2 separate regions of the Homo sapiens genome follow, and region 2 is linked to region 1. A link is a contact called in ENCODE Hi-C or POLR2A ChIA-PET data. All regions are on one chromosome and are shown on one strand. Each heading gives the region's core, a stretch centred on a gene start or an enhancer-like site at or near the end of the contact. The rest is flanking DNA. Distances are from core to core; before and after follow the strand shown.

Region 1 (3,838 bases), core at 539-3,038:
GAGGTTGGGAGTTCGAGACCAGCCTGGCCAACCTCGTCTGGCCAGTGAATGGTGGTGAAACCTCGTCTCTACTGAAAATACAAAAATTAGCCAGGTATGGTGGCATGTGCCTGTAGTCCCCGCTACTCGGGAGGCTGAGGCAGGTAGAATCACTTGAACCTGGGAGGCGGACGTTGCAGTGAACTGATATTGCACCACTGCACTCCAGCCTGGTCAACAGAGCAAGAATCTGTCTCAAATAATAATAACCATAATCATAATCATAAAAGCGAGATAGTTTGTGGCAAAGTTTTCTCAGGGTAAACTGCCACCACGAGTGCCACTGGTGAGAATTCTTGGGTCAAATGAAAAAAGGGTTAAATGCAAGGCAGGTCATCAGCAAAGTACAGTACCTGTTCGTGAGTTGATTTTCTCTCCAGTCCGACATATTCCTCAATATGATTTTTAAATAGAATAGGGATCTCACTGGAGGACATGCAAGTAATTTAAATTTGTTCATACATATAGGCAGGGCCCAGAGAGATTAAGAGCACATGTGGTTTAAATGCTGTTATCTCTGCTTTGTGAATAGCATGGTAAGTTGAAAATATTTGCCATTGAAGCAAGGGACTATTTGCCTCAAGGTTAAATAAGACAAGAAGAGCTTCAGATGCCTGGTCTGCAGTGATGAGTAGAACAGGCCCTTCTGCTGTTGGGTGCAGACATTTCTCCTCCACCTTCTTTAAGGCATTAACACTCACTAGACGTGTTCATGTAAAGGTGTCTCGATAGTGTTAACTCCAGTCTCCTTGTGAGTCTTGCTGACTTACCATGACTAGAGGACTTGGATGGCATGCTAGACCTTCCAGTAGCCAGCCTGGATCATTGTACTTGTTCTGAGTTGCACAGGTGTTTTACTTTTGTGCCAGGTGGTTGGAAATAGGCACATAAAATGGAGCTATTTGTTTTAAAATCATTTCATTTATTGATGCTCTTGTCCAGTGTGTCTGAGGGTGGTATCTGCCTTCCCAGGAGGCAGGAGTGGGGCCCCCAACTGAGGAGCTCATGGTGCACTCTTAGCTTTTAAGACTTGTCATACAGGGTGCAATAAAACAAAATGTGCCACTCAAAATGTACTTTTTTGGTATATTTTGATCTTGCTGTTAAGAGGGGCTACAATTCAGAGAGGCTGCAGACACAGAAATAGCCCTGAAAAGCTTTCTTCTCTGGCAGAGATTTGCAAGTGCTGAGGAAATACACGTTAGTGAAGTGAACAGAGGAGAAAAGCATTTCTCTGAGGCACACCCCACCCCCACCTTATCTGCCTAATTGGATCAAGGAAAGATTAACTCCCAGGAAAAACAGACTGAGATCCTAATGCTTTAAAGGTCTGACTGAGAAACTTCTCCATAGGCCACTGTCTATCTTCCTGAGGGCAGCTTGGGGAGCCCCTGAGAGACTCACATCTGTGTGGGGACAGCCTTGGCTCACCAAGCATACCTCTCTCTCTCCCCCATTACCTGAGACCCCACCTCCCCGAGAGACCCCAAGCCCCTATTCTCTCTGTAGCCTCAGGATGTGAGGAAATCTTCAATCATCTGGTCCTGCTTGGAGTCTCATATTTGCTGCTCCATGTACATGTATATGAATTTATATGCATTTTATGTTAATTATTCCATTGTCAGTGTATCTTATGTAATCAAGTCACCAAAACTTCAGAAGGGCGAGGAAAGAAAATTTTCTTTGCACCTGCAGGGGTATCTGCATGGTATGCAAAGCAGAAAAGTTAAAGCGAAATAATGAATCAGAGTCAGGGAATGAGCAAACATGACCTGGACAATGGCAATGAAGGAATTGTGCACGGCCTCTATACTGGTATTTACATAACTGAGGTCCATCAGTGCCAAGATCTTTGTCTTTTTTCTTTCCTTCCCTCTCACTGCCCATGTCCGGACATAGGCCGGTAAGAGCGTCTGGTTAAGATGTGGAGTAAGAACATCTTAAGATGTGGAGATGGGAAACACTGTATGGGAATGTGAATGAGTGTGTGAAAATGTTAAAAATCGTGTTGAGAAAAAAATCTTTCCTTGTGCAAGTATACTTACTTGCATAATTATCACCTTTAGTTTTGTAATTATAAGATTTCTCAGAGCCTGGCTGGGTGCGGTAGCTAATGTCTGTAATCCCAGCATGTTGGAAGGCTAAGGCAAGTGGATTGCTTGAGGCCAGGAGTTCATGACCAGCCTGGCCAACATGGTGAAACCCCATGTTTAATAAAAATACAAAAATTAGCTGGGCATGGTGGCATGCACCTCTAGTCCCAGCTACTCATGAGGCTGAGGCAGAAGAATTGTTTGAACCCAGGAGGTGCAGGTTGCAGTAAGCTGAGATTGTACCACTGCACCACTCCAGCCTGGGTGACAGACTGAGACTCCGTCTCAAACAAACAAACAAACAAACAAACAAAGATTTCACAGAGCCTGCCATTGAATGTGTAGTGTTTAGGAAGGATGGAAGGATCTTAAGGAAGCCACTATCTGTGTCTCACTTTCTTCGTAGTGTTAGATGAACTTTCTGGTTGACACCTGACAGGAAGAGCCTCTGTATTGGACCACCATGTTTGTGCTCACTGTGTAGTAACAAACCAACACACCAAAATAGCGGGAGTTGCCACTGACAAAGAGTTGAATGATCAAATGACGGCCAAAGGAGGAGGTAGGACGCAACCTCAAATTCACTGCCCCAAGGAGTTTTAGAATGGGGTTTTCAAGGGACTTTTGGCAGATAGAGGGCTGAGGAGTGGGGGGGTTACTGATTAGTTAGGGTGTGGGGGATGAAAACATAAAGATATAGTAAGTGCATTCTAGGATCAAATCAGTTCCTTAAAGTGGGTATTTACACAGGATGGTATCAGTGGATCTGTTGGAATGCAGGATCTGGAAAATATGGAAAATTTGAAACTTCTTCACATTACAGAAGTTATCTATAGAAGTTAGGGCCTTGTAATACAGGCTATAAGCTATAAGCAGCTATAAGAAAGTGGCCTGTGGGGCATAGCTGGTTAATGTTTAACTACCCTTCAACTCAAAAGCTTTGATTTTGCTAAAAACCTAGACATTCATTCAGTTTTATTGATTTTATAAGGATGGTGTCACCTTCATTAAACACATTTGTTCTGAGGGACAGTTGGGCCGCAGTGGCCATTGACTTATGTGGCCAAAATGCTTGCATTGACCAAAAACTTGCTTTCACATGAATAAAAATATTCCTCCAAAATAAGCACTTGTTTTGAGAGTCTCTGAAAAACAATCATTGTATATAAGAAATATATTTTGTGGTTAATGACATAATTTTACTTTACTCAGGGAAGGCTGTTTCTCTCAGTACATCGTTCAACTTTGGCACCAGCCAACATTCTCAGGACTCCCATAAAGCCAACCAACTAAGCAAAATCCTGAATATTGTTCACTAATCCTGATTCTGCCTCCTTTCTAGGTGTGAATTCAAAGGCAGCATTACTCCCCATTTTCTTCCCTCTCCTGTGTCTCTCCCCTGAGGCTTCTCTGCAAAACATCACTGCCCAGCTTAGCATCTGTCCTGGGCACTGGTAATAATGTGGTACCATTCATCCTCTCCTAGCATTTGATCACTCATCAGGAGCCCTCAGCCCCATGGGGAAGAGGACAGAAGAAGAAACCAGTGAGCTCCTGATTTCTTGCTTCTTTCTGTCAGTGTTTTTTCTAATATCTCCAAGTTGCAAGAGAGAAGTAGAAGCTACATGGCATTCACCCTAAACCTACTTGCATGATGCATTCTGTTTGTCTTAGAAGGATCATTGTACTTTATCATAAGAGGAAAA
Region 2 (3,838 bases), core at 620-3,119, 450 kb after region 1:
AAGTTGCCCAAAGGTTGGAAAATTGCTATCCCCGGAAAGCTTTTCCTTAAACAGGTCTGAAAGGTGCCTCCATGTAACTGCCCCCACTGGCCCCTTTATTCTCTCTATGTTTGTGAGAGTCTAGAGCAGCAGCCCCTCTCCATGTGTCCACGTATTTGTGCCTCCGGCAGCAGCAGGTGCCTTCATGCTCCACATGGCCTCCTCTCCTCTCCAGGCTCTGTCCAGAGGTTCTTACCTGACAGTGGGTAAGGTTCCTCCCTTATCCCCCAGTGGTGGCTCAGCTTGGGACACGTGTCAGCTTCTCAGAGTCCTCCTTGAAGATGGGACCAGTGCCTGTGGCCAGAGCTACTTCCCCCTGCTCTGAATAATACAGCATTTGTAAGAATAAAGCTAGTGGCTCAATGCAGACTCACATTCTGCGATGCTGCTGAGTGCCGGGCATGTGCTCATGTGTGTGAGCTTCAGGGGATGCCAAGAGAGAAAGACTCACACATAACAGGGGAGGTCAGTGAACAGACGAGGATGAGACACTCACAAGGGCTGGGAGAGTGCCCTGGAGCCAAGAAGAGGAGGTGTCTGCCATGGCTCAGCACATGGAGGGAGCAGAGTGGGTACCGGGAAAGACTCCACAGGGAAGGGACTTGTCCGCCAGGTCTGCAGGGAAGCCAGGCCAAGGCGGTGTCGGGTGTCCCAGGCTGAAGCACAGTGTGGGAAAAGGCACAGGGCCCGAAGCAGGCCTTCTTCTCCTCTTGAGCGACCACTTCCTACCCATCCTGATGCCCTTGATCCTGACATCAGATCCTCTAGGAAGCCCCTCCTGACTTTCCAAGCCCTGACCTCCGGCCTCAGGCTGGTCTGGAGACCCTGCACCTGCACATCCGGAACCCGGGCACTCACCTCGATCCATTCCCATGAGGGTTTCTTTTCCGCCTTGCTCCCCACCGAAGCATCAGCTCCTCTTGCTAGCGTCTTCACAGCCAAGATCTAAAGCGGAACCTGGCTTAGTGGCCGTTTGAGTGCGTGTGTGGACTGGATGCATGGGGCAGCCTGGTGTGCTCTGGGAGGAGATGCTGGCGAGGACGGTGGGGAGATAGGCGTGCTGGGCAATGAGGCCCACCCACTGCCATCCTGCGGAGCCTGGGCTCAACTCCAGGGGCAGTGGACAGTCATGGGTCACACGTGTGAAGGAGGTGGATGGGAAGCACGCTGGCAGCTGTTAGGGGATGAAGATTAGGGTCAGGGTGAGACAGGGAAACTCATTAGGAAGCCTGGGAATGGCCCAAGTGAGAGATCTGGGCTTGAAGCAAGGTTGTAGCAACTGGGAGGGAACAATGTCAGAAAAAGGAAAATGGGTTGCAATTACATTTTGATGGTTGGAGGACATGGGAGGGGGGATCAGATGATAAATTCTAGGTTTTCGTTGATTTTCAGGTAATAGGATTTCCAAATAGAAGAATGGATGAAGTTTCCCAGGGAGGGTGCGGAGCGTGGAGAGAGACGGTCCACAGGTGGGAGGGTCACCACATGCCCCCACCTCGCTCCCTCGCAGGCGCACAGGCCCTTTCTCAGGAAAGCCCCACACTTGGCTTAAGGCTCTGCTGTTGCTGCCTTGAACTCTTAATGAGTTTTGAACAAGGCGCCCCGCATTTTCATTTTGCATTAAGCCCCCCAAATTATGTGCCTGCCCTGCTCACCACGTCCCACTGCGCTCCCAGGGCAGGGCCCGCCCCACCCAGACGCAGACTGTCGCGGCTTCATCAGACCCTCCATCCTCCCACGATGAAGATCAAAGCAGGCTCTTTGCTGATGGGCTCGCGTTCGTTCCGCCCAGCCTGATGACACAACTTTGGCTTTCTTCTGTTAGCTTCTTTGTCCGGAAAGCACCGCTGATATTGTCAGGTTACACACTGAATGGAGGGTGACTAATAAGCGATGCCAGTTGCCTGTGGACTCGAGAGAATCCAGATACCAAGCGACGCCTCACGTTGCGCCACCCGCAGGACCCGTCGGCCAGGCTGGGCTCGGCTCATACCTGGTCCTCAGTTTCTCCCTCTGCACAGCAGGCTTGAAGCCCCAGAACTTTTCCCTGAACTCTCCCGGCCTAGACGACAGATGTAGTCGGGAAAGAGCTTCTAACAACCCAGAGTGTGTGGTCAGCCTGCCAGAGACTCTAAACGCTGCCCAACACTCTTCCCGCCCGTGGTTATCAATGCGCCAAAGAGCAGAAGCTCAGAGAATTGTGATTCTTTCGCTTGGGAAAGAAAATACTTCACAGCGATTAGATTACAGTCTTTCAATTCAGAAAGGGAGATTAGGCAGAAGGTAAAGAGCTGTTCCTCTTTTCCTGTAAAAACTAAATGGCCTTAAACAAAAAAGTGGTCTTAAACATCAACAGAGAAGATTTTGATTCGACCTGAGGAAGAATTTCACCATAGCACAGATTTGGAGATGTCTGCAGGCGAAACCAAACTGCAGAACAGTTCACCTGCGTGGGAACCTGGCCTGCGCAGAATAAAAAAGCCTCTTTGTGTTTCCTGAAGTCCTGATCACAGCACTTTGTGTGGAAACCTCTCTCCATCAAGACTTACAAGGAATAAGTAAATGCCTGAAGCTATGCGTGAAAGTTTTTATGGAATATCCCAAGGGATACCAGCTGCATTTCCAAGAATTAGGCTATCCAAATAAAAATCCTGGTTCAAACTCCCCTACCTAATTTTAAAAGGAAATTTTCCATTTCTGAATCCAGAGTCTTGGTGGCCTTATGCAAGCCCTGGTTCTGCACAGTCACAATTCTTAAAAAACTGTGATCCCAAAGGAGACTTGGGGATGGAGTAAGACCCTATCTGTAACCCAAAACCTGTGAGGAAACTTTAGTTCTATTGCCAAACAGAGTCTCCACTGAAAGAGAACAAAAACATGCAAAGAGGTTTTGCAATAACCAAGCCTTCTGTTAAAAAAAAAAAAAAACGAAAAAAAAAAAAAAAAAAAAAAACCTGCAGGGACCTCAGGAAACTCCAAAGAAGGAAGGCTAAAAACAGATTTATTTAACCTAGAACACAGAGGCTTCAGCAAGGAAAATAGAGCGTGATGCTGGAATCTATTCCCTTCCACATTCTCTTTTCTTTCTTTCTTTCTTTTTCTTTCTTTCTTTCTTTTTTTTTTTTTTTTTTTTTTTTTTTTTTTTGCGTGTGTGTGTGTGTGAGACAGGTCTTGTTCTGTCACCAAAGCTGGAATACAGTGGCATGATCTCAGCTCACTGCAGCCTCTGCCTCCCAGGTTCAAGTGATTCTCCTGCCTCAGCCTCCAGAGTAGCTGGGATTACTGGTGCCAGCCACCATGCCCGGCTAATTTTTGTATTTTTAGTAGAGATGGGGTTTTTGCCATGTTGGCTAGGCTGGTCTCGAACTCCTGACCTCAGGTGATCCACCCACCTTGGCCTCCCAAAGTGCTGGAATTACAGGCGTGAGCCACTGCGGCTGGCCTCACATTCTCATTTCTAACCCTGCATCAGCCCTCTGGAAGGGAAGGTAGTAGGTGTGAAAAGAGAATGGCCCCCCCATAAGTAGTGATTCTATCTTTATTGCTATGGCCTCTTTTGCTGTAATGAACACAAAGATATATGGATGGCATTTAGAGAATGAAAAATCAGAGATTTATTTCAATGCATATTTCATTCATTCATGCATTCGCCAGTCTTACAATTATTTGTTGAGCATCTGCTGTGGACCAGGCCCTGTGCTGTTTACCAGGCACCGAGAGCCTCCTGCCTTCAGGCAGGCTGTTTAATACAACATACAAACAGGCGTGGTACACATCTTGGAACTAAAATCACTCCAAT

Evidence for each region. A loop is a pair of places that touch in the nucleus more often than their neighbours do. ChIA-PET counts read pairs that join two places held with the same protein, here RNA polymerase II (POLR2A).
Region 2: a map of ascending aorta shows a loop between it and region 1 (2.1-fold over the local background). The contact joins two enhancer-like sites. A Hi-C loop is called at or near these places in 1 of 168 maps with a recorded cell type or tissue (ascending aorta). POLR2A ChIA-PET finds 5 or more read pairs at or near these places in 1 of 52 experiments (PC-9).

What each region holds. Positions count from the first base shown.
Region 1 is chr10:5,078,208-5,082,045 of GRCh38, forward strand. It overlaps LOC107984198 (a long non-coding RNA gene), which reads left to right. Exons shown (of 5, transcript XR_001747341.2): 5 at 2,539-2,764. It also overlaps a transcript of AKR1C3 not described here. Among named protein-coding and RNA genes, the nearest start is that of AKR1C3, 14 kb to the right of the region's middle. Within about 2 kb of position 1,789, at least 3 of the 41 ENCODE cell types and tissues checked have a DNase peak (open chromatin) inside an H3K27ac peak, as active enhancers do; they include PC-9, where a contact is called at or near this core.
Region 2 is chr10:5,532,587-5,536,424 of GRCh38, forward strand. No RefSeq gene overlaps it. Among named protein-coding and RNA genes, the nearest start is that of CALML3-AS1, 8.3 kb to the left of the region's middle. Within about 2 kb of position 1,870, at least 5 of the 41 ENCODE cell types and tissues checked have a DNase peak (open chromatin) inside an H3K27ac peak, as active enhancers do; they include PC-9, where a contact is called at or near this core.